Regions from separate parts of the Homo sapiens genome. Here regions 2 and 3 are each linked to region 1. The links are chromatin loops, found by intact Hi-C in ENCODE. Cell type or tissue: IMR-90. All regions are shown on one strand. Links, peaks and the distances in the headings refer to the core of each region. The heading gives the core; the rest is flanking DNA. Region 1 overlaps LINC01839 (long intergenic non-protein coding RNA 1839). Region 2 holds the start of LINC01839 (long intergenic non-protein coding RNA 1839). Region 3 holds the start of LINC02054 (long intergenic non-protein coding RNA 2054).

Region 1 (10,070 bases), core at 704-8,703:
GCAACAACCTGCTGCCACACCCCCAGGTGCTCACTGCTTGGGCGCCCTCCTCCCAGTGAGATAAATCCTTTAAAACACCTTTGCTTCCTCACTGTTCCCAAATATTCTCAACTCCTTGTTTTTTTCAAAGACGGTTCAGTGTTCCTGACTTATAACTAATATTAAGTTTGTCCCTTATGATAAAACCGTTCTTACTTCACACTCATATTACAAATTTTCGCACTATTCTCATCCATTTAAATCTAACAATATATAATGCAAACATCATTTCTCAGTAACTGTCTCCCTTTCTTTCTCATATTTCCTTTTGTTGAAGTCTCTAGATTCATTTCTTATTTGGTTATTCTTGGCATCTTTCTTTTACTTGACAGGTAAGTGGTCTTTTACCTGTGTATAAGATTCATAGGTCCCTGTCCTTTCTCTTAATATCTGTAGTTATTAGTCTATCATCCCTTAGACCCTAGGGCTGTGGCAAAACAAAACAAAACAAAAACAAACAAACAAACAAAAACCTCCTATCAAGCTAGTAATATAAGGAAACTTCCTTAATACAGTAAGGTTACCTACAAAAAAAACTTATCACAAACATCATAATTAATGGTACAATGCTGAAACTTTTCACCTTTAGGTCAGGAATGAGGCAAGGATGCTCAATTTCACTATTTCCACTTAACATATTATTGTATATCGAAGCCGGTGAGAGAAGGCAAAACAAAGACATAAAAAATTATATTATTTAGGCCGGGCACGGTGGCTCACATCTGTAATCCCAGCACTTTGGGAGGCTGAGGCGGGTGGATCACGAGGTCAGGAGATTGAGACCATCCTGGCCAACACGGTGAAACCCTGTCTCCACTAAAAATATAAAAAAGTAGCCAGGCATGGTGGCAGGCGCCTGTAGTCCCAGCTACTCCACAGGCTGAGGCAGAAGAATGGCGTGAACCCTGGAGGCGGAGCTTGCAGTAAGCTGAGATTGCACCACTGCACTCCAGCCTGGGGGACAGAGAGAGACTCCATCTCAAAAAATATATATATAAAATAAAATAAAAATTGTATTATTTAAAAGAAGGAAATAAAACTATCATTAGCTGTAGGCAGTGTGACTGTGTATGTAAACATTCTAGAACAATCTAAAGATAATATGTTTAATTTAATGAATGGATTTAACAAGAATGCTGGCTCCAAGGTTGATATACCAAATATAGCACTGATTTGTAGCTCACTATTATTGCCACGTGTAACAACAGGAAATAATCCCACAAACATAATACAGAGAGAAAGGAGCAAAGGATTAAAACAAATACAGCATCATCTCATTCTTTTTTTTTTTTTTTTTTTTGAGACGGATCTCGTTCTGTTGCCCAGGCTGGAGTGCAGTGGTGCGATCTTAGCTCACTGAAGTCTCTGCCTCCTGGGTTCAAGCTATTCTCGGGCCTCAGCCTCCCAAGCAGCTGGGACTACAAGTGTGCACCACCATGCCTGGCTAATTTTTGTATTTTTAGTAGAGACGGGGTTTCACCATGTTGGCCAGGCTGGTCTCTAACTCCTGACCTCAGGTGATCTGCCGGCCTCGGCCTCCCAAAGTGCTGGGATTACAGACGTGAGCCACCACACCCAGCCTCATTCTATTTGAATAATATATTTTTTTAAACTAAGATATATTGTTTAGAGATATACATATACTGTTTATTACAGAAATCAGGCATTTCAGAAATTAGAAATCCCTCCCTGGTGGGGAGGGAGATTATTGTCTATAAGGGGCACAATGGAGCAGGAGGAGCAGTTCTAAGGTGTTGACAATGGTTTTTTTTTTTTTTTGAGACGGAGTCTCGCTCTGTCGCCCAGGCTGGAGTTCAGTGGCGCGATCTCGGCTCACCACAACCTCCACCTCCTGGGTTCACGCCATTCTCCTGCCTCAGCCTCCTGAGTAGCTGAGACTACAGGCGCCCGCCACCATGCCCGGCTAATTTTTTTTGTATTTTTAGTAGAGACGGGGTTTCACCGTGTTAGCCAGGATGGTCTCGATCTCCTGACCTCGCAATCCGCCTGCCTTGGCCTCCCAAAATGCTGGGATTACAGGCGTGAGCCACCGCGCCCGGCCCGACAATATTTTATTTCTCTACCTGGGTTGTAGTTACACAACTGTTCACTTTATATTTATCATAAGCCATATATATGTGTGTATATATATATGCGTATGTATAAAATCCTAGTTTTCTATATAGAGATATATACCATGTTTATCAATAGGAAGACTCAATATCATAAAGTTGTCTACTTCCCCAAATTAGTCTATGAAGTTACTGGTTTTTTGGTTTGTTTGTTTTTGAGATAGCATCTCACCCTGTCACCCAGACTAGAGTGCAGTGGCGTGAGCATGGCTCACTGCAGCCTTAAACTCCTGGGCTCAAGCCACCCTCCCACCTCAGCCTCTGGAGCAGCTGGGACTACAGGTGAACGCCACCAAGCCAGGCTAAGTTTTTTTTTTTTTTTAATTTTTGTAGAGATGGGGCCTTGCTATGTTGCACAGACTGGCCTTGAACTCCTGGCCTCAAATGATCCTTCTGCCTCGGCCTCCCAAAGTGCTGGGATTATAGGTGTGAGCTACCGTGCCTGGCCCTGAAGTTACTGGGTTTTTTTTTTCTTTTTCTTTTTTATTATTATTATTTTTTTACCGCTTATCCTCAAGTTCTATGAAGTTACTGTTTTAATCAAAATTCCCAACAAAGATTTTTATAGAACTGGTATGCTAACTTTAAAAAAATGTACATTTCACAATAAAAATGCATGTAAAGTACTATAATAAAAGATGAAACAATTTTAAAAATAGAACTCTTGGAGTGGGGAAAGCCTTTCTAAGTAAAGGACAAAACTCAGAAGACAAAAAAGGAAAAATAGAACATGTGCAAATACATTAAAGCAAAATTCTGTATGGAAAAAACAAAAAAAGTAAAAAAAAATGAAAAGTTAGAAAAAATACGGCAACTCATATGTTATATAAATAGCTAATTTCCTCAATATATAGTTAGCTCTTACTATCAACATAGGAATAAATACAGCCCAAAAGAAAATCAGCATACAGCAAGAAAAGATGTATAAATGGCTTAAAGACATACAAAAAGATGGGTTCTATTTCAACCATAATTAAGAAAATGCATATTAAAGAAAAAATAAGTTCTTCATTTTAAAATTTGATAATATAAAGTGTTAGCGTGAATGAGGGCAATGCAGATAGGCAATTCTCATGCGTTTGTTGGAATTGTAAATTGTTGCAATCTTTTTAGAGAGCGATTTGGCAGTCTATCAAAATTACACATGCATTTATTCTCTGCCCATTCCTATAGGGATGCTCCCATTGTTGTAAAGCTGTATGTATAAGAATGATGATTGCAGTGTTGTTTGTTATTGCAAAAGACTGGACACAAGTTAACAGGGAACTGGAAAATGAACTGTGTAGTTATTTTTAAAATGAGCTAAACTTTATGCACTAACATGGGAAGATTACAAAGGGAAAAGCAAAGTGCTGAACTGTATTTTATACTTTAATTGGTGTCAAAAAAATGGATGGGATAGATTTGGAGAGAATATAATCATATGCATAATTGTAGGAGACTACAATATTTCTGGAAGGCTACACAAGAACCTGTAAGCAGCGGAAGCCTGCTGGTGGGGGAGCCGATAACCTGAGGTGGGCAGGTGGGCAGCTGAGTTCCATTTGTACGCTTTGTACTTTTTTTTTAAGAGATGGGGATCTTGCTGTGTTACCCAGGCTGAAGTGCAGTGGCTATTCACAGGCGCCATCATGGTGCACTACAGCCTCAAACTCCTAGGCTTAAGTGATCCTCCTGCCTCAGCTTTCTAACGTGACTACACTGTGCTCATGTCATTTTCCATTTTTTATAAATCTATTGCCCTATATTCTCGCTCTGTCTCTCTGTCTCCGTTTCTATTTGCCTCTCTATTACACACACATAAACTTTGTAAATTCTTAAGTGCATAAAAATTCTCCTGCTTTCTTCCTTTCTCCAAAGGTTCTAATACTTTTTGTCAAACTGGAGAAAACTCACTGTAGAGGCCATCTTCCCATGACCCCAATCTGCATGTTGATACAAATCATTAAATACTTTTAAGGATTATAACTGAAAAGGTTTACAATTAAAACCATACGTAAAGGTGTTGTTTTCCAATTATGAAAGTAAATCCTGGAGACTGCTGAAATTTTATAGAAATCAAGTATCTAGGAATAAATGTAACAAAAGATGTTAGATATATATGAAAAACTTTATTGAAGGATTTTGAAGAAGACCTAAATAAATGAGACATATTCCATGGTTATCAATAGGAAGACTCAATATCATGAAGATGTCAGTTTCCCTAAATTAACCTAGGAAGTCATTGTTTAAATCAAAATCCCAACAAAATGTTTATAGAACTGACAAGCTAATTCTAAAATATGTATGAAAATGCAGAGAACTCCAAATAGTTGAGATAGTCTTGAAAAAAAAATGTATGAATACATGCTCATCCAGAAATCAAGACTTATTATCAAGTTATAGTATGTGAGAGTGCAGTATTGCTAGAGGACAGAACAATGTAACAAAATAGAGAACCCAGAAACAGACCACCACTTACTGGGAAATTTGATTTATGGCAAAGCCAGCATTGCAGATGACTGGAAAAGGATGAGCTGTCCAATAAATGCTTTGACAATTATTATCCAAGGAGAAAGATGATCTCTCCACCACACCTTTACAAAGAATCAAATCCAGATAGATGTAAGACCAAATATAAAACGACAAAATTTAAAAACTTTTAGAAGAAAGTGTAGGGAAACTTATATCTTGGAAGAGGAAAAGGTACTTTAACCATGTCAACCAAAGTACAAACTTTAAAGAAAGAGGTAAATTAGAATATGTGCAGATGTAAATTTTCTGTGTCTTGAAAGACATCACAAATAGTTATAAGATAAGCCATGGAGTGAATGACAATATTTGCAACTCATCCATCTGATGAAAGATTAAGATACAAAATTTATAAAGAATTCTTAAAAACCAACAAGAAAATGTCAACAACCAATAGAAAAATAGGAAAAAGTTATGATCAAGACTTTACAGTATAAAAAATACCAATAAACATAGGAACAAATGCCTGACCTCTAACCCCATGGTAATTAGGGAAATGCAAATTTAAACCATGAGAAGTAACCACACCCATTACACTGGAAAAGAACTGACGTGATGAGAGGCAGTGTTGAGGGCTGGGAGTGTTACTACAATGACTCATCTGCTGCTGGCAAGATCGCTTTGGAGAACGACTGGGCAGTAATTTGTAGCACTGAAGTTAGGCATCCCTTGCAATGTCTGTGGCCAATGCTAGGTGCACTCCATAGAAACTCACATGTGCACAAGAAGACACAGACCAGAATGTTCATCGCGGCACTGTTTGTAATAAGAACAAAATGGAAACATTCTAAATTTTCACAGCAGGAGAATGGATCAATACATTTAGTATGATATTAACAAGTCTACTATACTGCAGTGAAAATGATTTTTTATTTCTTAAAAAACAACAAACATATGTAGTGCCATGTGCCAGGCTCTGCTCTACGTTTTTGAGAAATATTAAGTCATATTTACTGAATGAACCAGAGCCAGATTCATCAACATGAGTCGACATGGATGAATCCCCAGAGCACCAAGTTGACTTAAAAAAGCAAGTCAAAGGAGTGTGCATAATACTTTGTCATATATGTCAAGTTTGAAATACTTATATAATGTTTAGGAATCCACTCATATGTAATAAAGATAGTGAGAAGTCACCTCAGGGATGAGGGTGAGGAAGGTGGTGAAGAGGGTCCCTAAGGGGCTTCAGCAGTGAGGTTGCTCCATTCCCCATGATTATTGATGGGTAAGTTCTTCTCTATACCTTGATATGTATCTGAAATAGTTCATAAAAAAGTTTTTTCAAAAGAAAAAAAAAGCACCCATTCCTATTTAAAATGTATTTCTTCCAGTCTTTCCACTATGCTTAGTTTATATACTTGTGATTATCTTGTGTATACAAACTCACCTTGTGCCTTTTACAGAATGAGAAAATTTCCTTATACTATCGAAAACTTTTCAGAAATGTTATCAATGACAGAATGATATCACAACTGTGGATACACCATAATGTATTTATCAGTGCCCAACTAGTTGATTCCAATTTTAGATAATTTTTTTTCTCATTTTTCAGTGCAAAGAATGTCTGTGTCCATAAAAGCTTTGGGGGAATATTTGGGATTATTTCTTCTGATGCATGACCACTACTAGAACCACAATATCAAACAGTGTGAGCATTCAAAGACTCTAACTCTGTATTATTACATTTTGCCAAAACAGCTAGACCAGTTCCGCCCCCCTCCCCCGTCCCTGACTGTGCCCGGATCACTCCACTTCCTCTGTAGCTCTGTCAGCCCTAAACAGTTTCCTTTTAAAAAGCCCTTACTATTTTGATCGGTGACAATGGAAGCTTATTTGTATTGTTTTGAGAACACCCCCCACAAACGCACGTAAAACCTCTATAAAGGGAGAACCGCCTTGCTGCTGAGGGCGCGGTGGGACCCGTCGCAGGGCCAGCTGCTCCGGCAGGTGCCCCCAAAGGGTCCCGCAGGTGATCCTCGGGGACTGAGCGCCCATCGCCCTTCCTACGCACTCAGATCCGCCGAGCCCAGCGCCCGCCAGAGCCCAGAGAGTCCTCGGGGTCAGAGTGGTCACGTCACCGTCATTCTTTTCCTGCCCGACTAGTCGCTCTGGGCTCCCCGGGGCCGGGGGCCGGGGGCCGAGCCGCCGCCCCGATTCCGGCTTCACCCGCCCGCAGCGCGCGGCGCCCCGCGCTCCATTCGCGCTACCTGGCGGCTGGCAGGCTGCCCCACCCCACCGCGGGCCACACACAGCCAGGGTGGGACCCCGGCCGCTTTCTCTTTCCCAGGGAGAGGACTGGAATTTGGGGGGGAGGTGGGAATTGAGGAAGTCGGGAAGGGAGGAGTAGAGAGGTGGGTGAGAAGGGGGAGGATGCTTCTAGAAGGCGGGTGAGGGAGCTGGGGAGGCCAGGAAGGGGAGGAAGGGGTAAGAGGTGCGGGAGGGCCTAACGGGGAGACTCCGGGGGCAATCAGTGGGTATTCACAGGGAGCTGGGCGCGAGCATCAGCGGGATGAAAGGCAGGTCAGGGCTTGCCCGTCAGGTCCGGACTGCGCCCTGGAGGGGCTCCCAGTAGAGCCTGCGCAGGAGCGCGGGGAGCGCGCAGCCCAGGCCTCTGGCCAGGTGGAGCAAGAGGAGGGCGGAGGTGGACAGCGCATCTCGCCCGTGGAGGACGGGCAAGGACGCCGCCTGCCCAGCTGTTGGAGTCTCCTGGGCACGGACTGAGGGGGAGGGTCTGAAGAGCCCAGAGATCCCAGAGGGACCAGCTTCTTGTTACAGGGAAAATCCTCACCACCGAGAGATGCAATGAGTGAATCACGGTCTAGCCCTGTTTGGGAGACTCTGTGGCCATTAAAAATGGCGATGCTCCCCAGAGTGTGTGGGGCACAGGAATCCTCTAGGGGGCTTACGAAAATGCAGATTCCGGTTCGGGCCTGACATTCTGCTCTTCTCACAAGCCCCCTGGCTCCTGCTATTGATGTAGAGCTAGCTTTAGATTGTACGGTAAAGGGAAAACCAGTAGGTGTGGGATGAGCCCATTTTGGTTCTTTGAAAAATGTGTTTCTTACACAAACACACAAACACATATACATATGCAGGAAATAAGATGCAAAAAACAAGAAAACACCAACTATGTTTTTCCCTAAGAGATGGGATTCTAGTCGATCTAAATTTTCTACTTTTTGCTTATCTCTATTTCCTGAATTTTCTTCAGTAAACATACATTCCTATTGTAAGAAAAAAGATTCTCGCAAAACCGTAGAAGTTACTTATTTCAAGGAGAGTGTAGGAGTCAAGGGAAAGCCTCCTTTGAAGGTTTACTAAAAATCACTGACAAAAGGCAGATTAACGGGAAAAAATGCATACAAATTTATTTGATCACAGTTTATGTGACATGGGAGCCTTTAGAATGACAACCCAAAGATACAAGAGAAGCTGTTTTTTGTTTTTGTTTTTGAGACGGAGTCTCTCTGTCGCCAGGCTGGAGTGCAGTGGTGCGATCTCGGCGCACTGCAACCTCTGCCTCCCAGGTTCAAGCGATTCTCCTGCCTCAGCCTCCTTAGTAGCTGGGACTACAGGTGCGCGCCACCACGCCCAGCTAATTTATTTCTGTATTTTTTAGTAGAGACGGGGTTTCACCATATTGGTCAGGCTGGTCTCAAACTCCTGACCTTTCCTTCTGGGGATGGGGCAGGGCCCCTCTTTGGAATGGGGTCCTATGAACTACAATCAAACAAAGTAGTCCAGGCACGGTGGCTCACACCTGTAATCCCACACCAGCACTTTGGAAGGCTGAGGAGGGTGGATCACTTGAGGTCAGGAGTTCAAGACCATTCTGACCAATATAGTGAAACCCTGTCTCTACTAAAATACAACATTAGCCGGGTGTGGTGGCACATGCCTGTAATTTCAGCTACTCAGGAGGCTGAGGCAAGATAATTACTTGAACTCAGGAGGCAGAGATTACAGTGAGCCGAGATTGCGCCATTGCACTCCAGCCTGGGCAACAAGAGCGAAACTCATGTCTCAACAAAACAAAACAAACAAACAAGAAAAAAACAGTAGGTTAGATCATTTCTTTTTGTTTTATCTTTTGAGACGGAGTCTCTCTCCGTTGCCCAGCCTGGAGTGCAGTGTTGCCATCTCAGCTCATTGCAACCTCCACCTCCCAGGTTCAAGTGATTCTCCTGCCTCAGCCTCCCGAGTAGCTGGGATTATAGGCACCCAACACCATGCCTGGCTCATTTTTCATATCTTTAGTAGAGATGGGGTTTCACCATGTTGGCCAGGCTGGTCTCAAACTCCTGAACTCAGGTGATCCACATGCCTCGGCCTCTCAAAGTGCTGGGATTACAGGCGTGAACCACTGGGCCCGGCCACATCTCTGGTTTCTATGATCTGTCTTGGGGAAGAAAGATTCTAGTTTCTAGGGCTAGCTGCAGGGGAGAATGAGGGGCCAGAGACAGGAGGACAGGAGAAGATCAGAGAAAAACTTTTGCATCTGAGGCCTTCATTTAGGCTCATTTTGTTTTCTGATCCCCAATGAGAGAAATCAGGCAGACGTTTCCAGATTTCCCTCAATTGGAATTAATTGCTCCTCCTGTGCCCTATACTCCTCTGCCTCCCAGGTTCAAGCGATTCTCCTGCCTCAGCCTCCGGAGTAGCTGGGATTACAGGCGCACGCCACCACGCCCAGCTAATTTTTGTATATTTGGTAGAGACAGGGCTTCACCACATTGGCCAGGCTGGTCTCGAACTCCTGACCTCAGGTGATCCGCTTGCCTCGGCCTCCCAAAGTGCTGGGATTATATGCATGAGCCACTGCGCCGAGCCTCTAGCACCTAATTTCTTAATTTAGAAACTTAACTTTCTTATTATCAATAAAACACTAGCTTCAAATTCAGAAGCCCACTCTTCCAGTTCCACATCACTGAAACTCTGTTTTCTCATGTATGAGCTTGGGGTGGTGGAATCTCTCTTGTACAGCTCAAGCTCCAGTGAGGGGAGAGATGGGTTCTCTATGAGTGAAGCCAGGTGCATGGGGTGGGTGATGGTGAGGATGGTGGTGGGGATGTGATGATGGTGATGTTGACTGTATTTGTTTAAATGAAGGGCTGATAATGTGAATAAGAAATCTAGAACCTGATTCCTGGGAATTAACTGGTTATCCCTGAAATGGTCTTTTTCTTCTCTGGACATCTCTATACAATACAAAACACTTTTGGCCGGGTGTGGTGGCTCATGCCTGTAATCCCAGCACTTTGGGAGGCTGAGGTGGGTAGATCGCTTGAGCCCAGGAGCTTGAGACCATCCTGGAAAAAATGGCAAAACCCTGTCTCTACAAAAAATACAAAATTAGCCGGGCATGGTGGCACGTGCCTATAGTCCCAG
Region 2 (10,070 bases), core at 900-8,899, 46 kb before region 1:
CTTATTTTAGAGCTTTCTGTTCTTTTTTGTGCTCGTAATAGTTTCTCAAATTTCTCTGAAAATACAATATGTAAAAAAGTATGTAAAAATGAAGTTTTCTCTTGTTCCCAAGCTATCCTTGTTTTCTTTAGGGTCATTCTTCCTGTTTCATTTTTTTTCTCTCAGCTTTTTGTTTTAAAAATGTTCAAACACACATATAAGTTGAAAGAAGAGTGCAATGGATACTTATATATCCTTTTCTTAATCGTTATTAATTAATATTTTGCCACATTTGCTTTCTTTCTCTCTTTTTGGTTTTTTGGCTGAATTGTTTGAAAACAACTGCAGACATCACAACATTTTACTCCTAAATATTTGTGCATTTCCTTTAAGAATAAGGACATTCTCCTTCAGGACCACAAGATTGTTATCACACCCCAAACACTTAGTATGAATTGAAGAATATTTTCTGTTGTTCTTTCTTTCTTTCTTCCTTTTTGTTTTTTTTTTTTTTTTTTTTTTGAGATGGAGTTTTGCTCTTGTTGCCCAGGCTGGAGTGCAGTGGCATGATCTGGGCTCACCACAACCTCCACCTCCCGGGTTCAAGCAATACTCCTGCCTCAGCCTCCTAAGTAGCTGGGATTTCGGGCATGCGCCACCATACCTAGCTAATTTTGTATTTTTAGTAGAGATGGAGTTTCTCCATATTGGTCAGGCTGGTCTCAAACTCCTGACCTCAGGTGATCCACCCGCCTCGGCCTCCCAAGGTGCTAGGATTACAGGCGTGAGCCTCCGTGCCCGGCTGAAGAATATTTTCTAATATACAATTCATATTTAAGTTCCTCATTTGTGCCCACTGTTACTTTAATAGCATTTGTTTCAGATCCTGGAACCAATCAAGAGTACATATTATAGTTCGCGATTATGTTTCCTTACTCTTTTTTAACCTAGAACAGTCCCCTTCCCCTGCCCCTTACCAATATTTTGGTGGTTTTTTATGTCATTACATTTCTGAAGAGCTCAGGCTAGCTCTCTTGTGGAAATTTCTACACTCTGGATTTATCTAATTGTATAAAGCAGGTTCGGCATTTTTCTAAAGAACACTTCCTAGTTAATTTTAAGATGGCGTGACATCAGGAAGCAGGTGCTTCCTCGTGATTAGATCCCGCCTGTGCACTGTCAGCAGCAACATCACATGCATAAAGCTGCATCCTTTTCAGGGCAGCACACTCAGGGACCCACATGTCCGCCTGCTTTTCATGGCTGATGTTGATTTTGACTACCCAGTCAAGGTGCTGCCTGCTTTATCCACTTATTTTTCCCTTGCAACTAATAAGCCATTTGGGGGGAGAAATGTTAAGACTATGTAGATATTCTGCTCTTCGTCAAACTTTGTACTGTTGATTTATCACCCATTTTCCTGACCTAGGCCATATCCTGCTGGTTGTAAAATGATGGTTTTCAAATTTAACCACTCCCTCTACATTGATCAGCACTTTCTGGCTCTACAAGATGTTCTAGACTCATCTTGTACTTTCCATATCCTAGTCCTAGAATCAGCCACTTCTCCAAGAATCCCTGGTTCTTTGAAGTGGTTGCCTTTATTATTGGAGGATACTTTCACTGGATATTAAATAGGTTATAGGTTGGCAGTCTCCACTCAGCCTTTGGTACTTTGAAGATGTTCCATTGTTTCTTGGCATTATTTATGATGAGGTCAGTGTTTTGTCGTGGTTTCATTAAACTTTTTTTTTTTTTTTTTTGAGACAGAGTCTCACTCCAGCCCAGACTGGAGTGCAGGGGCACGATTTTGGCTCACTGAAACCTCCACCTCCAGGGCTCAAGGAATCCTCCCACCCTAATTAGCCTCCTGAGTAGCTGGGACTACAGGCATGTGCCACCAGGCCCAGCTAATTTTTGTATCTTTTGTAGAGACAGGGTTTCGCCATGTTGCCTAGGCTGGACTGAAACTCCTGGACTCAAGTGATCCACCTGCCTCAGCCTCCCAAAATGCTGGAATTATAGATGTGAGCCACAGCACCCCGTCCTAAACATTTTTTTCGTTCGATGTTTCATTTTTCTCTGACCGCTTTTACAATTGTTTTACTTATCTTCGGTTTTTAGTATTTGAGCTTCTTGGATCTGTGTGGTGATATTTTTTCATTATATTTCTTCAAATACACTTTTTTCCTGCCACAGTGTCTCACCTCCCCTACTGGGACTTCAGTTACACGCATGTTAGACTGCTTAATGTCCCACAGGTCACGAAGGCTCTGTTCACTTCTTTGCAATCTTTTTGTTTCTCTCCGTGATTCACTTTGGATAGCTCTGTTGCCTTCCCTTCAAATTTATGGACTTTTTTTCCTGCAGTGTCTGATCTGCGCTTAAACTCATTCAGTAAATGTTTCACTTCTGATACTGTATTTTCTAATTCTAGAGTATCCATTTTGTCCTTTTCCATAGTTTCCATTTATCTAATCAGTTTCCCCATTTGTTTACTATATTCAGCTTTTCCCTTTAAGTCCTTAACCATATTTGAACATATTTATAATGGATGTTTTAAGATCTGTGTCTGTTAATTCCAGCATCTCTAACATTTCTTGGTTTGTTTTTCTCAACTTTTTTTTCTCCTGATTATGTGTTACATTTTACTGCTAGTTCACCTCTTCAGTGATTTTTTTTTAATTGTATGTGTTACATTATAGACGCTGTGTTGTTGGGATTATGTGGTTTTCCTTTAAAATGTGTTGGGGTTTGTTTTAGCAAGCAATCAATTTACTGGTAGATCAGCATTTTTTTTTTTTTGAGGCTTGTTTTAAGCTATGTTAGGGCTGATTGAGATTACTCCTTTCTTTTACTAGGAATAACCTTAGGAGAGAATAGCTCTATTCCCAAGATGTGGACTTTCTGAAGGTTTGACCAAATTCTGTACTGCCCAGCTACTCTGGCTAGTTGGAACTTCCGTGTCTCTCAGTACTGTGAGAACTCTGTGTAGCTCCCGACTCCCTAACATCTGTCCTCTACCGTGCCTTGCACACGAACGCAGAAATGAGTCTGCATTCTCAGTTGAGTATTTAGCTCAAGACTTAAGGGGAATCCTATGTCGATTTCCGCAGCTCCTTCTCTGTGCAACTCTCTCTTTTCGGTATCCTGCCCCACAACTTTCAGCTGCCTCAGAAGGCTTAAAATCAAATGTCTGCCTTCTCAGCTCAATGAGCTCACTGTGCTGTACTTGGGCTCTGCCTTTCTGTACTGTGGTCTAGAACATGGATCTCACATGGATTTCTCTTTTCACAGGGATCCCGGTTTTGTACTACCTGTTGCCCAATATCTGAAAAAAATTTTATTTATATATGTCATCTAGTTTTTATTGTTTCCAATGGCAAGAAGGCTAGTCCAGTACTAGTCTCTCATGTCTAGAACTGTTAAGAAATTTTAAATGCCAACTACTGTACAACTTTTGAAAAAGCACACTTTTTGAATTCTTATTTCTTCTGTTAGCTTTGGTAAATTTTTTTAGAAAGTTGACTAATTTATCCAAAGTGCAAACTATACTGGTGTAAAGTTGTTTATAATATCCTCTTATTATCTCTTAATGTTTGTAGGATCTGTAGTGATTTCCCGTTTTTTATTCCTGACATTGCTTTTATGTGTATATGTATTTTTTTTTCCTTTTTTCTTGGTCAGTGTTACCAAGAGCTTACTAATCTTTTCATTGAACACTTGGCTTTGTTGGTCTTCTTCTTCCTCCTCCTCCTCCTCCTCTGCCTCCTCCTCCTCTTCTTCTTCCTCCTCCTTCTCTTCCTCCTCCTCCTCCCCCTCTTATTCTTATTCTTCTTCCTCTTATTTTTATTCCATGGATTTCTGCTCTTATATGTATTTTCTATTTTCTCTCTTGTACAGCTATTCTGTTACTAGTTTTTGAGTTGGAAACTTAGATGACTGGTTTTTAGCCTTTCTTCTTTCCTAACATATGCATTCCAGGCTCTACATTCCCCTCGAAATGCTGCTTGAGCTGAATTATGTAAGTTTTGGTATGTTATATTTTCATTACCATTCAGTCTGAAATATTTTACAATTTTTGATGTATTTCTTCTTTGATCCACAGATTATTTAAAAGTATATTGCTTAATTTCCAGGCAATTGGAAATATTTGAATTATCTTTTTGTTATGGATTTTTAAAGCTTAATCCACTATAGTTAGAAAATATGCTCTGAATGGTTTAAGTCTTTTGAAATATATTGGAGAATCTGTTATGGCCTAGCACGCGGTCAATGTTAATACATTTTACATGTTCACTTGAAAAACTACGATAAGTATTTTGTCATTATTGAGTGTAAAGCTCTATATGTATCAACTGGGTCAAGTTTGTTTGTTTGTTTGTTTCCCTTCTTTTCCTCTATGAAGAAGAGTATATAAGCATGAAGACTTTATTGGGTTATTGGGTAATAATTCTGCAATTCCCCTCTCATGAGTGTTAAATAATTTTTATGCCTTTTTCTTTTTTTAATCTGTGTATTGTCAGTTACACAGCAACTGACAAACCTTCAGAGAATAAGGGGAAGCTTTCCTTTCTCTCCTACAAGTAGCACTGAAGAACCAGTTTGTAAAGTTCACATAATTTTTATTGTTACCTTTTAAATAGTTTACAGATTATTCTAAGAAAATCTTTTAATGTATCTCCATGACATTTTATAACACAAAAAAGAAAAATGCTAATTGTATGTATATTATAAAGTTTTACCATCATTTCTAAATTAAAAAGTATTAAATTGAGATCGAAACCACCTTTGCAAAATTATGACACTGAAGCAGTTTCATTGTCTGGGGTGAATACCTGGGGTTCGTCATCTTTTGTTAAGAAAATTTAGGACACAAGGAGTTTAGGAGCGGAGGTTTAATAGGCAGAAGAAAGAGAAAGGAGAACAGCTCTCTCTCTAGTGAGAGAGAGGGGCTCTGGGAAGGGAAAGATGACTGGGTCAAGTTTTTAAGTGTGTTGTTCATACTTTTATATCCTTATCAGTTTTTTTGGTGTGTATACCTTTTCTATCAAGATGTTGAGCGAGAAGTATTAAAATTTTCCTCTATGACTGTGAATTTGTCTTTTTCTCCTTTAGTTCTGCCTAGTTTTCTTTATATATTTTAAAGCTATGTTATCGGCTACATATAGATTTACGACTGTGATGTCTTCCTATTCAATTGGCCACTTTATCATTATGAAATGAACTTATTTCTACTAGAGCTTCATGGCTTAATGTCTACATTGCTTAACATTAGTATCACTATCTTTGGGTAAGCTTTTATGTGGAATATAATATTTCCATCCTTTTGCTTTCAACCATCTGTGTCCTTCTATTTAGTGTGTGTCTTTTGTAAGCAATACTTAATTTTTTTTTTTTTTGACGGAGTCTTGCACTGTCTCCTGGGCTGGAGTACAGTGACGCAATCTCGGCTCACTGCAACGTCCGCCTCCCGGGTTCAATTGACTCTCCTGCTCAGCCTCCCAAGTAGCTGGGATTACAGGCCCTTGCCACCACACCCAGCTAATTTTTTTTGTATTTTTGGTAGAAACGGGGTTTCACTATGTTGGCCAAGCCAGTCTCAAACTCCTGACCTCGTGATCTGCCCGCCTCTGCCTCCCAAAGTGCTGGGATTATAGGTGTGAGCCACCATGGCCGGCCACAAACATTTTTTTTAATTGAAAGGCAGTGACATTGGCTAATAAGCAGTTTTTTGTTTTGTTTTTTTGTTTTTTTTGGATGGAGTCTTACTCTGTCATCCAGCTTGGAGTGCTGGGGCATGATCTTGGCTCACTGCAACCGCCGTCTCCCAGGTTCAAGCGATTCTCCTGCCTCAGCCTCCCAAGTAGCTGGGACTACAGGTGCCTGCCACCATGCCAGGCTAATTTTTTTGTGTGTTTTTTAGTAGAGATGGGGTTTCACCAAGTTGACCAGGCTGATTTTGAACTCCTGACCTCAGGTGATCCACCTCCCTTGGCCTCTCAAAGTGCTGGGATTACAGGCATGAGCCACTGTGCCCAGCCATAAGCCATAGGCAGTATTTTTAAAACCCAGTTTGACAACATTAGCCTTTTACTTGCAATATTTAGTCCATTTGCATTTACTGTTATTCCAGATAAGGTTTGGTTTACAATTACTCTCTGTTTGCATGTTATTTGACACATCTGTTTTATGTCTCTTCTTTTCTTCCTTTCTTGGCTTCTTTTAGATTAATAAAATATTTTTTATAATTATTTTTTCTCGTATTAACTTACAGTTATGCATTCTTTTACTATTCTTTGAGTTTTGCACTAGAGATTATCACATAGGATGACCACTTGATTTTCTTTACTTTGTATGTGATTTGGAATTTTTGCTAACAGAATGTTTTCTTTCTGTTTATAATAGCTTTACTCAGATATGTCTCAGAGGTGGCCATTCTGGTCAATTTTCTTGTGTATATAAATACATTCAACATCTAGATTTAGTCCTTTTTTAATTCCAGAAAGTTTTCTTAGATTATAATTTTCATGGTTAAACACTTTATATTTTATTTTATTTATTTATTTATTTTGAGACACAGTTTCGCTCTTATTATCCAGGCTGGAGTGCAATGGCGCAATCTCGGCTCACTGGAACCTTTGGCTCCCAGGTTCAAGCGATTCTCCTGCCTCAGCCTCCTGAGTAGCTGGGACTACAGGCACCCCAAACCACGCCCGGCTAATTTTTGTATTTTTAGTAGAGACTGGGTTTCCCCTTGCTGACCAGGCTAGTCTCAAACTCCTGACCTCAGGTGATCTCCCCACCTTGGCCTCCCAAAGTGCTGGGATTACAGACGTGAGCCACCACGTCCAGCCAACCTTAACTACTCACGTCCAGCCAACCTTAACTACTTTTAAGTGTACAATTTGATGGGTTTTGACAAATAATTTATAGTTGTGTGATCATTGCCACAATCATTATTGGATTATAGTTTTAAATATTATTTCTGTCCCATCGTTTTGTTTTGCTTTTTAGGCAATTCTAATTATATGTACAGTATATAATTTTTTGTTTATTTTCTATAGCTATCACTTTTTTCTCTGATTGTATTTTACCTGTTTATTTGTTTTTGTTTTCCTGCCTATATCCCTTATTATATTTTCAGTTGAAGGTGAATCTATTTGCCTTTAGGCATCTTGTGATTTAATCTTTATTTCTGAAAAGGTTTAGTTTTTTCTTTTACTTTTTTCCTGAGTTTTATTAACTCACTTCATGAGTTATTTTTGTCCATTTCTGTCCTGATTTTTTGAATTTTGGTGTTCTTTTATATCTGTAAATACCTGTCTAATAATATTTAATTCATATTAGACACTGTGTCATAATTTTCCTGTCTCTTAGTTGTTTTGGCAGGTAAGAAATTCATTAGTTGAAGATAGTAGCCTCTGACTTTCTGTTTTCTTCTCATAGTGGCTTTGTGTAAGTGCTGCATGTCATTTTTGTTTACTCAAAAGTATATTGAATTTTTCTGGCCTATCAATAACAAGTGTTTCTTTGTGAGATGGGGATGAAGGACTTGAGTGGCTTACTAAGATTCTTCGTTCAAGAATGCCCTCTTCTATTGGTACCGTGAAGTTCAATTTTCATGAATAGATGGTGCTTTTGTGAGAGAGAGGTTGGTATGTCTTTTGATTCTGATTCTCTTTTGTTTCTGTGCGACTCTGGCTTTCCACCAGTTTGTTCCTTTCTTTTCTTTACCTCTCAGTTTCTTTACCTTCTACGTTGATTTCCTCTCCCCAGACGTGGTGACTTTCCAAGACTGTACTTCCAGTCCTGTGCACTTCCAAAGCCTCTTCCTCGGGGCTCCTCAGCAGCTAGTGCTGACTCACCAGATCTATTCTCAGTACTTCTCCACTCAAGATGAGTGGATCGCAGACCTAGTAGTTTCCTCCACTCATTGTAGCATCCTACATGGAGTGATTTGAGGAACTGCTAGAAGATTTCGAGCAGAGAGAAGTGATTTTATTTGACTTGTGTTTTGAAGGGATGACTCTGGCTGATGGGTGAAGAACAGATTGGGGAGGGGCAAGGATGGAAGCAGAAAGTGTAGCTCGGGTGGCTATTACAATAATCTACATGAGAAATAACAGTGGCTTTGATTGGGATAGTACTAGTAGACGTCATGAGATTTTGGATTTTTTTTTTTTTTGGAGACAGAGTCTCCTTCTGTCGCCCATGCTGGGGTGCAGTGGCGCTATCTCAGCTCATTGCAACCTCCACCTCCCGGGTTCAAGTGATTCTCCTGCCTCAGCCTCCTGAGTAGCTGAGATTACAGGCATGCATCACCATGCCTGGCTAATTTTTGTATTTTCAGTAGAGATGGGGTTTCACCATGGTGGCCAGGCTGGTCTCGAACTCCTGACCTCTAGTGATACACCTACCTCAATTTATTCTTTAAGTGTAGGAGTGTGTGACTTCACTCTTGCTGGGCATCGCCTTAGGTGCTGTTTATAATGTGGTATCTTATCGCTACAAAGAGCCCGTTTTGTCAATCTTATGATCTGTATTTTAACATTAATGCTGGTTAGTTGTATCTAAACTGCAAAAGGGAGGGGATATAATAGAGCTTGTCCAACCTCACATTCCATCATGGCCAGGAACTCGGTTTTAAGGTTTTTCTGGGGTCCTCTTGGCCAAGAGGGTGTCTATTCAGTCAATGGTGGGAGGGAGGAGAAGGCCTAGAATTTTATTTTTAGTTTGCAACGGAGGAACTTCTGAACTATTCAACAGGCAGGCAGGGCAGGCCTTGGACCATCTATTTCACTGCTGAGTCTGGAATTGGTAGAGTGTGTATGGAAAGGAGGACCTCAGGGAGCAGATCCAGCCACTCAGTGGACAGGGTTTAGCTTGAGCAAAGCGGGCTATGGTCCACAGTGGAGCTAGTCCTGTAAAGACACTAGGCAGAGTCTTGGGGCCAACTGCAGGGGCCATGAAGCAGAGCTCACACCCAGGTAAGGCCCTGGGGGTAGGTGATTGTGACTTGTGGGTGACCAGGTGGCAGGCCCTGGGGCAGTTCCCTTCAGAGCCAAGGCCCACCAGGTCGGGAGACTGCAGGCTGTCACTTGTGGGCTGGTCCTTTTGGGATCTAGAGCTGCAGTGGGCTCAGCAGGGGATGCAGGGAGCTTTGGCTGCAGGAAAGGAATTATCATATAAGGATACTGGCAGATTGCATGGAACCTAAGGATAGGAAGAGACGGGCCCTCGGGAGGATTAGGGAACTGGAAGGCAGGCACCAAGTTCCTTTCTCTCATTGTGGTGCCTATGCATCCTCTGTCTCCCTGGCTCTGCCAGATCTCTCCAGTACTCTTCTGTCTGCCTGGGTCGCTACCCTTTCCTTTCTCTTAGCTTTCTCTACTTTGCCTCAGGCCCAATAAAATCTGCCTCATTCTCTGAGATCTACAGGTGAAGGGCCCATGGAGTTTATCTCAGTCTCATGAGAGGGAACCAGTTGGTAACATCCACACCCCATGCATTTTGCATCCTCATATTGGGGACCAGGCAATCAGTTTGAGAGGTGACCTTGTCCAGTCATGGCCCCCAGGGTTGTGGGAGAAGGAATCTCTAAGAAGAGGGCATGGTCAGGAGAAACGATGAGTGGTTTTAGTTTTTGATCCACTTCGGGCAGTTTGCAGAGTAAGAATCTCTGCCCAGGCCCCACTGGGTTCACCAGCTTAGAATCCCTTTTACTGTCTTATTAAATTAACTTTTATTTTGTCGTAGCTTTTTGTAGACATATCAATTACATCAATAAGATGCATCCATTTTAAGTGCATAATTCAAAAAGGAAAATCACCCAGGAAAAGCAGAGCTCGTGTGTTCATCTGTTTCCTGTTGGTTATAGCAAAACACCTGAAACAGGAAATTTATAAAGAAAAGAAATTTATTTCTTACAGTTCTGGAGGCTAAGTTCAAGACTGAAGGGCCACATCTGGTGAGGGCCTTCTTGCTGGTGGTGACTCTCCATAGAGTCCCAAGGTGGCACAGGGCATCTCATAGTGAGGGGGCTGAGCATGCCAGCTCAGATCTCACTTCCTCTTCTTATAAAGCCACCA
Region 3 (10,070 bases), core at 971-8,970, 120 kb before region 1:
ATTGTTAGGGATGACAAAAGGGGAGGACTTATTAGAGATTGTGGAATGACTGTGCTGCTCTGAGAATGGAGCTTACAACATTGTTTGGCTTTGATACGTTTTCATGTACAAAGGGAGCTGCCAGAATTATTTTTGCTCTTCATAAAACTAAATCATTGTTAACAATTATGGTAATATACAAATATGTGAGAAGGAAAGAAAAATCCACCTGTTATTCCAACTCCTGGATAGCCAACCACTCTTAAAACAAAATTACTGATGGCTGGGTGCGGTGGCTCACGCCTGTAATACTAGCACTTTGCAGGGCTGAGGCAGGTGGATCACCTGAGGTCAGGAGTTCGACACCAGCCTGGCCATCATGGTGAAACCCCATCTCTACTAAAAATACAAAAATTACCCGGGTGTGGTGGTTTGCGCCTGTAATCCCAGCTACTTAGGAGGCTGGGATAGGAGAATCAGTTGAACACTGGAGGCAGAAGTTGCAGTGAGCCGAGATCGCGCCATTGCAGCCTTGGGGACAGAGCGAGACTCCATCTCAAAAAAAAAAAAAAAAATTCACTCAGTATTTTTCTAAGTGTTAGTCAGTGAAAACTTCATTACCCAGCTTTGGCCCCGCTCCCACTCCCACGCCAGGTTCTACCCCTACAGTGCCTTCTGCAGCGCCTTGATCCTCACCTGTGAAGTGGCTGTGATGTCCCAGCATAGGGTATTTGTGCGACAGCTTCAGGAGCAGGAGTGCACTTCTTTCTGCAGAAATAAGGAAAGCTCTGGAGTGCGTTTAAGGGAAATCTGACCTTTGCATTGAAAATGGCCAGGGAGGTACACAAACAAAAAGTTTGAAAAAAATCTTCCCTAGCTTAGAGAATCGGGCAAATTTTCTGCAAACTGGCTAGAGCTCCCCCAGGGGAATCCATGCTTCTCAGCTGATGGGTGTTGAGCAGGCCTGGAGGTTGTCCTCTCCTCACGTGAGCAGCAGAGATTGGCCAGGGCCCCAGCCATTTCTTGGGAGGAGTCATTCACAGTTTTTTCTTGTCCACCTGCCTTGGCTGGGCTGGCTCAGCCTCTTTTGGAGCCTCCATTTTTGGAGTTCGTCATGCTCCACTGAGGTGCCAGGCCTACTGTGGGGACAGAGACTCCTCACTCTCTCATTTGGGCAGTGGGACAAGCAGGGGGCACAGATAGAGGCAGCCGATGCCAGTGCAAGGGTTGCTGCCTGACAGGCATTGAACTGGATACTTCTCCATGCAGGGGCAGAAGGGCTGCTGTTGAGGTCTTGGGAAGACAACTCGGTCAAGTACATGTGCTTCCGGCCCAGCAGCTGGCGGGTCTCATGAGCCTGCCTGGCAAAGAGGCCTGTGAGACTGGAGCAGGTGGCCATGGCTGTGACCTTCCACACTTATGGTAAGAACACCCTGGAGATCACAGGCAAGGCTGGTTGGTGCTGCTGGTCTTCCTGGTGGCCCGGCAGCTTTTAACATGGTGGCCTGGGTCCCTGACCAGCCCCCGACTCTGAGGGAAGGTGGGGAAGAGGGAGGGAAGCCAGGGGCTTTCTCCCCAACACTAATATAAAAAAAGGAAAGGACTTGTCCTTTAGGGAGAAAAAAAGAACGGAAAAAAAAACCCCCAAGAATTTGTCCTTCAAAACCCGAACCTTTTGTGGTCTTTTCTGCCTTCTATAGGGGTAGCAGTGGAGACATATTCTTTTTTTTTTTTTTTTTTGTTTGAGACAGAGTTTCACTCCTGTTGCCCAGGCTGGAGTGCAATGTTACCAATTTCTTGCATATAAGAAAAAAACCTTTTAAGAATGGGGATGTCTAAGATCCAAGTTTAAGTTGTTTGCATTGTTGTGATACAGACCAGTGTTTTTCTTTTTCTTTGTATTATTTTTATTTTTGAAATAGAGATGGGGAGTCTCACTATGTTGCCCAGGCTAGTCTTGAATTCCTAGTGTCAAGTGATCCTCCCAACTCAGCCTCCTAAAAATGCTGGGATTTCAGGCGTGAGCCACTGCACACATGGCCTAGACCAGTGCTTTTCAAGCATTCATGCACATGTGAATCATTTGGGAGTCTTGTTGAAATGCAGATGCTGATCAGAAGGTCTGGGGTGAGGCCTGGGATGCTGCCTTGCCGACAAGCTGCCAGGTAATGCTGCTGCTGTTGGTGCAGGAACACATTACGAGTAACAAGGCTGTGGACGGCCCATCACCTGACATTTTTAGCAAAATCCGCCATACTACAAAGCTTCATGTAAGTGTATTCACTCAACTAATATTTATTGAGCAGCTTCTTTTGTCAGGTACTCTTTTTTTTTTTTTTGAGACGGAGTTTCGCTCTTGTTTCCCAGGCTGGGGTGCAGTGGCGCGATCTCAGCTCACCACAACCTCCGCCTCCCGGGTACAAGTGATTCTCCTGCCTCAGCCTCCCAAGTAGCTGGGATTGCAGGCAATGTGCCACCATGCCTGGCTAATTTTGTATTTTTAGTAGAGATGGGGTTTCTCCATGTTGGTCAGGCTGGTCTTGAACTCCCGACCTCAGGTGATCCAACCGCCTCGGCCTCCCAAAGTGTTGGGATTACAAGTGTTAGCCACTGCACCCGGCTTATCAGGTACTGTCTTAAGTGCTGGGGGTTCGGCAGTGAATTAAACCAACAAAAAGCCCTGCCCATGTGGTTTATAGTCTAGTGGGGGAAAACAGTCAATAAATATAATAAACAAGTCAGTTATATAGTGTGCCAGAAGAAGATAGTACTATGGAAAAAATAGAGCAGAAGGAGAACTGGGAATTCCAGAGGGAGAGGATCTGATTGCAATTTTATTTTATTTGTATTTTGTTTGTTTTATTTTTGTTTTTTAAAATTCTCTTTTCAGTCAGGCTTGGTGGCTCATGCCTGTAATCCCAGCACTTTGGGAGGCCGAGGTGGGCAGATCGCTTGAGGTCAGGAGTTCGAGACCAGCCTGGCCAACATGGTGAAACCCCATCTCTACTAAAAATACAAAAATTAGCAGGGTATGGTGGTGCGCGCCTGTAATCCCAGCTACTTAAGAGGGTGAGGCAGGAGAATTGCTTGAACCTGGGAGGTGGAGGTTGCAGTGAGCAGAGATCACACCACTGAACTCCAGCTTGAGTAGACAGAGTGAGACTCCGTCTCAAAAAAAAAAAAATATATATATATATATATATATATTATTTATTTATTTATTTATTTTTGTCTTTGCTTTTTTCTGGTTGCAATTTTAAAAGGGGTAGTCAGAGAATGCCCCAGTGAGGTGACATGGAAATAAAGCCATGGGGATATATAATACTTTTTAAAAATTCGTGAACGTGACTAAGTTCCTTGTCAGGAGAAATGAAGGGAAGAGACCTGCCATAATGGTGAGATTCATGTGAAATCAATAGGTTGGTAAATATCACAGTAGGAGAGGACCCTAAGAAAATGAGTCCCTTGGGATATTGGGGTGAGAACTGGATCTCTACAAAAATAGAGGATAAAGTCTTGATTCAATTATATTTAAATCTCAAAGGACTTAGTGTTTCATCTAACATTTAAATGATATGCTATGTGAAGATGAAATATGACCAGAGTGAGCATAAAACAATAGCTACTACCTGGTACAATGAGGTCACATCCATTCATGGGTCAGTTATGCTTGCACAAGTTTGCTTACAAGATGCAACCCACCCAGGCATTTGCCAGTCTGGAAAAGGGGAAGAAGGAAGGGGGATCTACTCACGACTAGGAAGGGACCCTATCCTAAAATCTCCACTCAAGAAGAGTTGCAATTTAAGCACATATCTTGTGGTCGGAAACGTGAGAGGCCAAAATGCCACATGAAGCATAAATTGGTTTCCAGGTTGGCAGACAAGGGAGGCTGGAGTGTGAAAATCTCACTGAATGCCTCCTAAAGAAGCACTGGGCCAGAAAACATAAAGAATCTCCTGGAAGCTCTGAGGCAAGGGGTGAATTTGAAAGAAGGGGAACAGCTGGGTGCGGTGGCTCACGCCTGTAACCCCAGCACTTTGGGAGGGCGAGACGCGTGGATCATGAGGTCAGGAGTTCAAGACCAACCTGGCCAATATGGTGAAACCCTGTCTGTACTAAAAATACAAAAATTAGCCGGGCATGGTGGCACGCACCTGTAGTCCCAGCTACTAGGAAGGCTGAGGCAGAAGAATCACTTGAACCTGGGAGGCAGAGGTTGCAGTGAGCCGAGATCACACCACTGCATTCCAGCCTGGGCAACAGAGCAAGACTCCGTCTCAAAAAAGGAAAAGGAGAACAAAGGAAAGGTGGTGGTGAGGGGAGATACCCAGTGGACCGTCTTGAAAGAGGAGGCTCCAGATACTGGAGGACAAAAGATGCCTCATTCTCCCCCAGTAGCTCCAGCAGCTGGAACCAGCCCAGCCTGTTTTTCCTTCCAAAGGAGTAGGGGCTCACCTGGGGAGAGGCCCAGCGCTCTTCCTTCTGACACCCCCCCCCACCCAGGTCCGAGGACATCTAAACCAGATTTACAATACTTTCAGGAACCCACCACCCATCCCTTTGGCAAAAACATTCCTGCACCTGCTGGCTGATGCCTGAAATTCCTTCAGTAGAAGTTTTTTCATCTCAAACTGGAAGATGAGAATTTTAAAATGCTAATGACTGGTTAAGATATTAGGTCACCTGTTTAAGTATAATCTATCAGTCAACAAATGTGAATGATTATTGTCAGATCCCATTGCTTTTTTTCTTTTTTTTGAGACAGAGTCTGGCTCTGTCACCTAGGCTGGAGTGCGGTGGCACGATCTTGGCTCACTGCTACCTCGGCCTCCCGGGTTCAAGCAATTCTCCTGCCTCTGCCTCCCGAGTGGCTGGGATTACAGGCGTGTGCCACCACACCCAGCTAATTTTTGTATTTTTTAAGTAGAGACGGGGTTTTGCCATGTTGGCCAGGCTGGTCTCGAACTCCTGACCTCAGGTAATCAGCCTGCCTTAGCCTCCCAAAGTGCTGGGATCATAGGCGTGAGCCACCGTGCCTGGCCCCCATTGCTTTTTTTTTTTTTTTTTTTGGAGACAGAGTCTCACTCCGTCACCCAGGCTGGAGTGCAGTGGCGTGATCTTGGCTCACTGCAACCTCTGCCTCTGGGGTTCAAGCAATTCTGCCTCAGCCTCCCGAGTAGCTGGGACTACATTACCTGCCACCATGCCTGGCAAATGTTCTCTATTTTAGTAGAGATGAAGTTTCACCATCTTGCCCAGGCTGGTCTCAAACTCCTGAGCTCAGGCAATCCACCCGCCTTGGCCTCCCAAAGTGCTAGGATTACAGTCATGAGCCACCGTGCTGGGGCACGGCGGGGGGTGGGTGGGGGCGGGCATTGGTTTTTGATAAGAGGGAGGGTTAGAGAAAGGGATGGATAACGGAAGGGTAAGGAGGTAGGGGCATGGGGACTTCACAGCCAGCAGGAACATTTACAGCGGTTGGGTTGTTTACCTTCAACAGCTCCGCAGAGGAATAGTCACTGTGTGGGGAGGAATTTCTGTCCTGCGCATCTGTGTGCTCACCCAGCTTAGTGGGAACTCTGCCACTCAGACATATGATTCACATCAACTGTGTTTTTCATGAGTTTTAGAGACTTTTTTTTTTTAAAGCAAGGCTGACATCATTATGAAGGAACTTTTTTTTTCTCATAGGTTCCAGCCGAGGTACCACTGGAAATGGCACCAGGGAAGACCTTCAAAAGAAGGTTTTTTTTTTCCCCTCCCCTCCTCCAGAAATAGGTGAGTGAGGAGACTTCCTGACTTGGCTAAAATAAAAAATTATAGCACTTTATTGTTGACTGATTATAGATGTAACAATTCTCCACTGGAAAAGTTTCAGAAAATAGAAAAGTATAAACTGAAGAAAATTTATTTACTTAATAAAATTAGAACTGCAATTCAGAATGAGCCTCATTTACGTTTGATGTTTTCCCTAGTCTTTTTTATCCTGAACATTATGATGCCATGATTTATTTCAAAATTTCAGATGGTAGTTTTAGTGAATCATGCTTTTTAATTATAAAAATGTTTCCTTGAAGTAAAAAATTTTGGTTAAAAAATCAAACAACAAAACAAACTAGGAAAAATTCTTTGTGGAGAATACAGAGTTTTTTTTGGAGTTTTTCTTCTTTCTGTGTGTTTTGTTGAGTTTGCCTTGTGTTTATAGTTTTATATCTCTTTTCCTTGCTTGGCTCTATTACCGCACATATAAGTTTTGCCATAGATTGTCAGAATTTTAAGAGAAACGATGCTAGGCCAGGCATAGTGGCTCAATCCTATAATCCCAGCACTTTGGGAGGCTGAGGTGGGTGGATCACTTGAGGTCAGGAGTTCGAGACCAGCCTGGCCAACATGGCGAGACCCTGTCTCTACTGAAAATACAAAAATTAGTGGGGCGTGGTGGCAGGTGCCTGTAATCCCAGCTACTTGGGAGGTTGAGGCAGGAGAATAGCTTGAAACCGGGAGGTGGAGGTTGCAGTAAGCTGAGATTGCACCACTGCACTCTGGGGTGACAGGGCAAGACTCCTTCTCAAAAAAAAAAAAAAAAAGAAAGAAAGAAAAAGAAAAAAGAAAAGAGAAACGATGCCAGGTGGCTGTTCTCTTTGCACATCTGGATGAAGACCCAGAGGCTGGGGTGACACTAAAACTCCACAGCCTGAGCCCCATCCAGCTGATGGCAAAGCAGATACTTCACAACTGCGCCTTGGTGAGAAGTGAGTTTGGACACCCCAAATGAACTGCAGTTGGGAGCAGCTCCCAGCTCCAGCTCCAGCTCCCTGTTCATTTTCCAAGAGGTGGCAACAGCCAGAAGGAGTCTGAGATGTGACTCCCAGGGAGGAGGGGTCGCTCCTGAGGATCAGTCCAAAGTTGCTACAAGGCTGGACGCCCTCTCTCCATATAGCTGTGGTTACCTTAACAGTTTGCAATGTGTGTATTCATTTTGGTTGCCAAGAAGACTCAGCTGAGTAGATGTGGGCTCTGTAGACATTGTGAGAAGAAGGGAGGCAGGGAAGTGTGCTTTGCTAGTGACTTGGTTCTTGACCACCATCACCTCAGTTTTGTGACGACTTCCCGGAAATACGGCCAGCCTTGAACTGGCAGCAGTTTAGTAGAGTGGTATGAACCGAGAATGACACTTGTTAGCTGTGTGACTTTGGCAAGGCATTTGCCATGCCTGAGCCTCAGTTTGCTGCAACATGGTCTTAATGATGGTTACCTGCATGATTGTCACAAGGACCATAGAAAACGTATGTACATGCTTGGCGTATAGTTGGCACTGAATGCCGTCACTGTAATTGAATCTGACAATGGGTGTGAGAACCATTAGGGAGGGGTGAAATGCTCCCCATGCCCATGAAAAGGTGGAGGGGACTCAGTGCTCCGGCTTCTATTATGTGATGCGACAATAACTATTACTGTGGGCATGACCACAGCCTTTCTACCTTTGGCAGCCTGTCAAAGGGAATCTTCTGGAGCCAGCCTCTTCCCTCCTTTCCCACCCGAGAGAGGAAACATTCTTGCTGGGAATGAGGCTGTCAATCTACCTGATTAAGAGTGAGAGAAGAGAGGTGGGGTACAGCGGTGAGGGCTGTAGGGCTGGAGGGGGTGGGTAGGTGTGGAGGAGAAGTCTTCAGAGGCATGTGTGGGTGAGGGGGAGTGGAATGAGAGCAAAGAGATTCTAACATTCTGGGCTGTGTTTATAGGTCTTCTTTAATATTTTTCAAGATATGAATTAAGTGAAATTTCTCTTTCTTGGTAAAATATATATAACATAAAATTTACATTTTAAGGCTGGGTGTGGTGGCTCACGCCTGTTATCCCAGCACTTTGGGAGGCCGAGGTGGGTGGATCATGAGGTCAGGAGTTCAAGACTAGCATGGCCAAGATGGTGAAACTCCGTCTCTACTAAAAATACAAAAATTAGCTGGGTGTGGTGGTGGGTGCCTGTAATCCCAGCTACTTGGGAGGCTGAGGCAGAGAATTGCTTGAACCCGGGAGGCGGAGGTTGCAGTGAGCCGAGATCCAAACAGAAACTCTGTACCCATTAAATAATAACTTCTCACCCTACCTCCTCCAGCCCCTGGTAACCTCTATAACCTTGATTCTACTTTCTGTCTCTACACATTTGCTTATTCTCTATCCTAGACATCTTATATAAGTAGAATCATACAATATTTGTCATTTGTGTTGAGTTTATTTCGCTTAGCATAATATTTTCGAGGTTCATTCATGTAGTAATATGCATCAGAATCTCATTCCTTTTTAAGGCTAAATAATATTCCATTATATGTACAGTCATTCCTTAGTATCCATGAGGGATTGGTTCCAGGATCCCCGAAGATGTCAAAATCCAAGGATGTTCAAGTCTCTGATATAAAATGGCACAGTATTTGCATATAACCTACACCTATCCTCCATATACTTTAAATCCTCTCTACTTATAGTACCTAATACATTGTAAAACTATGTAAATTATTATGCTGTATCATTATTTATTTATTGTTATATTGTTACTTTTTCATTTTATTTTGTCTTCAATACATATACTTATTTTTATTTATTTATTTTTTTTTTTGAGATGGAGTCTCACTCTGTCGCCAAGGCTAGAGTGCAACGGCACAATCTCAGCTCACTGCAGCCTCTGCCTCCCAGGTTCAAGCTATTCTCCCGTCCCAGCCTCCTGAGTAGCTGGGATTACAGGCATGTGCCACCATGCCTGGATAATTTTTATAGTTTTAGTAGAGACAGGGTTTCACTATGTTGGCCAGGCTGGTCTTGTACTCCTGACTTCAAGTCATCTGCCCGCTGTGGCCTCCCAAGGTGCTGGGATTACAGGTGTGGGCCACCGCGCCTGGCTGTCTTCAAATATTTTTGATCTGTGGTTGCTTGCATCCCTGGGTGGGAAATCGTGGGTACGGAGAGGGCTGACGGTATAGTCCACGTTTTGTTTCTCGATTCATCTGTCGAGGAACATTTGGGTTGTTTCCACCTTTTGGCTATTGTGAATAATGCTGCTTTGAACACTAGTGTACAAGTATCTATTCGAGTCCCTGCTTTCCATTCTTTGGATAGATATTTAGAAGTGGAATTGCTGGATCATATGGTAATTCTGTGTTTAATTTTGGAATTTTTCTTTAAGTGCCTTTGGCTGTCAAACTGCATCTTTTGTTCTCACGATGGTTCTCAAATCCTTTCATTCTGTTATAGTTTCTCCCCCTCTTTATTTCATGCCATTGATTTGTTGGAGACACTGGCTAATTTGTCTCTAGAGAATGATCTACCGCTTAGATATATTTGTTCCCTACTCACAGTGTCATTTAATTTGTTCCCTCATCCCCCATGTTTCCTGTAAACTGAAAGTTAAATACAGTCTTCATTGGATTCTGGTTCAAGTGTGTGACAGGAATAGCCTATAGAAGTGCTCTGTGTTTTTCACTGGATCCTATCAGGAGCTACCAAAATGTACTTCTTTTTTTTTGGAGCCAGGGTCTCACTCTGTCTTCCAGGCTGGACTGTAGTGGCACCACCACAGCTCACCGCAGCTTCGACCTACTGGGCTCAAGTGATCCTTCCACCTCAGCCTCCCAAGTAGCTGGGACTACAGGTGCACAGGTGTATGCCGCCATGCCTGGCTATTTTTTTAATTTTTTGTAAAGATGGGGGGGGGGTCTCACTATGTTGCCCAGGCTGGTCTTGAACTCTTAGACTCAAGTGATCCTCCTGCCTTGGCCTTCCAAAGTGTTGAAATTACAGGTGTGAGAAACCATGCCTGACAAAATGTACTTCTTAAACATAAACATAAATTTACTCTGAGAATGACCCACCTGGGTATGTGGGGTAAAACCTCTTTATTCTGTGACATGAATTCTTAATTTATGTTTATTATTTGTTTATTTATTTACTTTTAGAGACAGGGTCTTGTTTTGTCACCTAGGCTGGAGTGCAGTGGTGTGATCATGGCTCACTGCAGTCTTGACCTCCCTGGTTCAAGTGATCCTCCTGCCTCAGGCTCCCAAAGTGCTGAGATTACAGGCATGAGCCTGTGATTG

Evidence for each region. Hi-C counts contacts between places; a loop is a spot of excess contacts. Peaks named below come from ENCODE experiments on the same cell type or tissue, not always from the same donor. Only the 100,000 strongest peaks of a DNase experiment are listed, where the experiment ranks them.
Region 2: a loop joins it to region 1, with 2.1 times the contacts of the local background. A loop is called at or near these places in 23 of 110 quality-filtered maps.
Region 3: a loop joins it to region 1, with 1.9 times the contacts of the local background. A loop is called at or near these places in 2 of 110 quality-filtered maps.

The regions. Positions count from the first base shown.
Region 1 is chr3:184,518,753-184,528,822 of GRCh38, forward strand. The region is part of intron 6 of LINC01839 (long intergenic non-protein coding RNA 1839); the gene reads left to right. Among named protein-coding and RNA genes, the nearest start is that of LINC01840, 33 kb to the right of the region's middle. RefSeq lists enhancers at 6,244-7,048, 7,049-7,851. In IMR-90, for the core only: no CTCF peak of the experiment used is centred there; a DNase peak (open chromatin) is centred at 5,279; H3K4me3 peaks cover 747 bases; H3K27me3 peaks cover 2,923 bases.
Region 2 is chr3:184,472,070-184,482,139 of GRCh38, forward strand. It overlaps LINC01839 (long intergenic non-protein coding RNA 1839), which reads left to right and starts at 3,831. Exons shown (of 8, transcript XR_924788.3): 1 at 3,831-4,003. In IMR-90, for the core only: no CTCF peak of the experiment used is centred there; no DNase peak of the experiment used is centred there; H3K27me3 peaks cover 3,153 bases.
Region 3 is chr3:184,394,097-184,404,166 of GRCh38, forward strand. It overlaps LINC02054 (long intergenic non-protein coding RNA 2054), which reads left to right and starts at 7,441. Exons shown (of 4, transcript NR_161199.1): 1 at 7,441-7,589. In IMR-90, for the core only: no CTCF peak of the experiment used is centred there; a DNase peak (open chromatin) is centred at 5,545; H3K27me3 peaks cover 2,969 bases.